2 separate regions of the Homo sapiens genome follow, and region 2 is linked to region 1. A link is an interaction called in ENCODE POLR2A ChIA-PET data of the cell type or tissue named here. Cell type or tissue: Panc1. All regions are shown on one strand.

What was found. ChIA-PET counts read pairs that join two places held together with the same protein. Peaks named below come from ENCODE experiments on the same cell type or tissue, not always from the same donor. Only the 100,000 strongest peaks of a DNase experiment are listed, where the experiment ranks them.
Region 2: POLR2A ChIA-PET joins it to region 1 with 11 read pairs; 2 of 35 experiments call an interaction of 5 or more read pairs at or near these places.

The regions. Positions count from the first base shown.
Region 1 is chr5:170,168,010-170,170,509 of GRCh38, forward strand. No RefSeq gene overlaps it. Among named protein-coding and RNA genes, the nearest start is that of LINC01187, 30 kb to the right of the region's middle. In Panc1, no CTCF peak of the experiment used is centred here; no DNase peak of the experiment used is centred here; H3K27ac peaks cover 2,500 bases.
Region 2 is chr5:169,605,723-169,608,222 of GRCh38, forward strand. No RefSeq gene overlaps it. Among named protein-coding and RNA genes, the nearest start is that of SPDL1, 23 kb to the left of the region's middle. In Panc1, no CTCF peak of the experiment used is centred here; no DNase peak of the experiment used is centred here; H3K27ac peaks cover 1,102 bases.

The sequences.
Region 1 (2,500 bases):
GAAAAAGACCCTGTAAAGTTATCTTATTCCAAGGTCACACCGCTGAAGGTGGCAGAGTCAGGGTTTGACCTAATTCTGCTCACTACTTTCTGGCTGTGCAACCTTGGGTAACATCCTTCCTCTCTCTGGGCTTCAGTTTCTATATCTGTGCAATGTGGCACTAAAAATACCACCTCATGAGATGCTCTGCAGCTTCAGTGAGATAGCCCACGTCAAGCACTTGGCATGGTGCCAGGCATACAACACATTTTTTGAATGAATGAGTGAGTGAAGGAATGAATGATTGGGAGGCAACTCAGCTCCAGCCCCATTTAAAACTGTATTTCATCCATGATTTGTGGAGCTCATATTGACACCAGAGTGTGCCAAGTTTCCCAAGTTTCCATCAGTCTTCATGATATCAGCCTGAGAATTTTTCTTCACTGAAAGAACTTCTCCAACTCCACTAGTGAAAATCCTGTCTGGCCAATGGCCACCGACTCTGAGAGTCTTTGTGGGAACCCAGCAGCTGAATGTAGAGACCTGCCTGACACTCTCATTGCAGAACGTTCCACGTCCTAGCTAGGTGTACCCGTTCTTTAGCTCCTCTAAAAGCACTGCCTATTGCTGGAGGCAAAAGACCAAGCCCCCAGAATAACAGGAGCCCTGAAAATAGCTTCCATTCAGTGTGCCCCCTGAGGACAGACACCACCTTGCCTCACCACTGTGTCTTCAGGTTGCTGTGGGGTGCCTCGCACCCGAGAGATGCTCAATAACTGTTTGTGGAATGAATAGAATCCAAAAAGAGTTGAACATAAATGTGCAGGACTTGCTAATTCTTCTGTGTGCAGGCAACACTGGGGCTTCAGGGGGATGCTGGTGCCCAGCAACAACTTGTGTGTGGCCCTGGGGTCTGTTTCCAGGACGGCGGGATCCCCTGGTCTGTATTTTGTGAAAAGATGAGTTCCCTGGATCCATTTGACTGGGTTTCATTGAAGGACATTTGAAAAAGGAAACTGGGGAAGGCAAATTAGCCTCCCTGGCTTCCTGCAGAGAGCACCTTTTATGAGACTGTCATTTCGAGTTTCCTCTTCCTCTTGTTTGGTTCACACATTCCCACAGCCTCCCTCAGAGAACAGATTGAACCCCTATTTTCCTCATTAAAGATCACATCAGTGCAAGGACATCCTGTCTGGATGGGTAGGAAGTGCCCCAGGAGATGTCTATCGTGCGTCTGGGCCCCACAGGAGCAAGCTTCTGGCTGCCATCTCTTAGGATCTCACAGCCTTTGGACCTTGCAACAGCACCTCTCCCCAGTGTTAAGCAGACCCAGGGCTGATTGCCAGTCACTTCCAGAAGGATGGAGTTCAAAGGGACATCTGGAGCAAACAGACTTCGGGTGGCAGGTGAGCCGCTGGGTGCAGCATGAGCAGGGTCTCCCAGCAGAACAGGACAGGCATCCATTGGAGGGGTTAAGACTTTGAACACTGGGGTATAAAAGTTCAGGGGCCCAAACTTAGCTCCACCACAAACCAGTTGTAAGACTTTGGGCAAGTTATTTAATCTTTTACAACCTCAGTTCCCAAACTACAAAATGAGCCTAGCAATAATGTCTCATCATGATACATTTTTAGATTAAATGAGCCAAAGCCTGTAAGTATCTGGTGCTTGGGAAATGCAAAGTCACACAGCTGCTGGTGGGCACGCATCGCTTGGGCATCATATAATCTGTCTTGCCCACTAGACTGTGAACTACTCGAGGGCAGGAACTCGGGTGACCAAGACAGGGCCTGGCCCGTAGTAGATGCTCATCAGTTATTTGTTGAAGACATGTCAGACAAGGCTGAGTGGAAATGACACTCACTGTTGTAATGTTAATAGTAGTGGTTTATTTTCCTGTCTCCTTAACTAGACTGAGGTCCTAGAGAACACAGATGAGCCTTATTCTTCCACGTATTCCCAGTGCCTAGGACACTCTCAACCTCTCTGAGTCCCTGTTTCCCCCATTTATTCCCCCTGTTTAGAAATAGAAGCCCTACTTGGCAGGGTTTCTGAAGGTAACATGAGTCAACATATGTGAAACACTTTGCATGGTGCCTTGCCTTCGTAAGAGCCCCATTATGACAACTGTGATCATAACTACTTTACATAAAGGCTTCTGACCCAGTGTCCAGGGCTTGCAGGTAAGCTTCCACATACTCCCAGGGTGTGGCCATCTGAGCTGATTCATGGATGAGCTTGGAGACTCCCTACCGTTTACTAAGTGCCAACCTCTTATACACCAAGACCTGCCTGGGCTCCTCTAAGTGGCAAGTAACTTGCCCGTGATCAGACACCTACTAATCAGTAGAGCTGAGATTTGAATGCAAGCATCTGGCTCCACAGCTGCCACGACTGATCTTCACTGTTCAGCTTCCCTAAGGCCTGTTAGTTTCTCAGCCTGAGCACAACTGACCTTGTGGGCCAGATGGTTCTTGGCTGTGGGAGGCTGTCTCATGCACTGTAGGGTGTGTAGCTGCAT
Region 2 (2,500 bases), 560 kb before region 1:
TAGGATGTGTGTGTATATAAAGATTTACTTTCAAGAATTGGTTCACATGGTTGTGGGGGCAAGTCCAAACTTGTAGGGTGGGCCAGCAGACTGGAGACCAGGGAAGGGAAGAGCTGATGAGTTCAAGTCCGAAAGCCATCACACTAAAGACCCAGGGAGATAACTGCCACTGCAGTTCAAGTTCAAAGGCTGTCTGCATCAGAATTTCCCTTTGCTGGGGTAGGTGAGTCTTTCCATCTAGGACTTCAATTCATTGGATGAAACCCATTCACATTAGAGAAGGCAATCTGCTTTAAGTCCACTGATTTAAATGCTGATCTCACCCAAAAACATCCTCACAGAAACGTTCAGAATAACACTATAAAGCAATTAGACCTAAAGAAATATGTAGCATACTCCACCCAAAGGAGAATACACCTTCTTAAGTGTACACAGAACATTGTGCAAAACAGACCAATGTTATGCCACAAATCTGGTCTCAATAAATTTTAAAAGTTGAAAAAGTATCTCGACTACAATGGAATGAAATTAAAAATCAACAACAAGAAAATCTGGAGAATTCACAAATACTATGTAGAAATAAAACAATACACTCTTTAAACAGCAGATGAATCAAAGAAGAAATCACTAGGGAAATATTTTGAAGATGAATTTTAAAATATTTTAAAATGAGTGAAAATGAAAACACAACAATAACAAAACTTGTTAAGTGTAGCGAAAGCAAAAGCCCTCAGTGGGGAATTTATATTTGGAGATGCCTACATTTTAAAAAAGAAAGCTCTCAAACTAATAACCTAACTTTATACTTTGAGGAACTAAAACAAGAAGAGAAAACTAAAAAGCTAAATCCACGGCCAGCAGAAGGAAGAAAATAAGAGATGAGAACAAAAACAAATGAAATTGAGAACACGAAAACAATGGAATCTATGGAACCTAAAGTTTGTTCTTTGAAAAAATCAAAATTAATAAACTTTTAGCTAGACTGATCAAGGAAAAAGGAGAAAAGACTCAAATTACTAAAATAAGGAATGGAAGTAGGGACAATACTGTCAATCTTATAGAAGTAAAAGGGGTTATGAGAGAACGCTATAAACAATTACAAATTATGTATACTAGATGACATAGTCAAATTCCTAGAATCAAACTACGAAAACTTATTCAAGAAGAAATAAAAAAAAAACTCAATAGAGCTTTAAAAGAGGGAATCAAATCAGTAATCAAAAAAACTTTCAAAAAGAAAAGCTCAGGACCAGATGGTTGCACTAGTGAACTCTACCAAATACTTAAAAAAGAGCTTATCTTTCTAAAACTAGTATGTCTCAATCTCTTCCAAAACATCAAAGGAGATTATTTCCTAACTAATTCTATGAGGAAAGTATTGTCCTAATTCCAAAGCCAAAGACATCAGAAGAAAACTACAAACCAATATCCCTTATGAATATAAATGCAAAAAATCTATAAAAAAAATACTAGCAAATTCAATCCAGCAGCATACTGAATTATACACCATGACCAAGTGGGATTTGTCCCAGGAATGCAACGGTAAATTAAAACAGGAAAACCAATGTAATATACTGTATTAGTTTCTGGTGAAATGAATTACCACACATTGAATGGCTTAAAACAATAAAAATGTACTGTTTTATAGTTCTGGAGGCTAGAAGTCTGAAATCAAGTTGTTGGCATGGTCTTGCTCCCACTGAAGGCAATAGAGAAGAAATATTTCCCTACTTTTGGTGGCTCCCAGCAATCTTTGGCATTCTTAGCCATCACTCCAATGTCTGGCTGTCTTCACACAGCCCACATCTCCATCTCTGTGTGTCCTCTCCTCTTCTTATAAGGACACCTTAACTAAGTATGATCTCATCTTGATCCCTAACTAATTATATCTGCAAAGACCATACTCAAAATTAGGTCACATTCTGAGGTTCTGAGTGGATAAATTTTGGGGGGATAGTATTTGAACCAATACACACACCATAGTAACAGAACAAAGAGGGGGAAACACCCCTGACATGATTACCTCAATTGACACAGAAAAAGCATTTGAAAAAATCCAGTATATGTTTATGATTTTTAAAACACTCAACAAACTGGAAATAGAAAGGAACTTCCAAACTAATTAAAGGGCATTAATGAAAAAAATAATGAAAGTATGAAAAAATCATACTGGTAAAAGACTGAAAGCTCTTCCCGTAATATCAGGAACAAGAAAAGGATGTCTTATCTTGACACTTATATTCAACGTTGTACTGAAATTGATAGCCAAGTCAGTTAGACAAGAAAAAGAAACAAAAGGCATCCAAATCAAAAAAGAAGGAGTAAAAATATCTATATTCACAGATGACATCATCTTTCACATAGAAAATATTAAAGAATTCTCCAAAAATCTATTAGAGCTAATAAATGATTTCAGTAGTTGCAGTATACAAAATCAACATATAAAAATCTAGTTTTCTTACACACTAGCAATGAACAATTAGAAAATGAAATTAAGAAA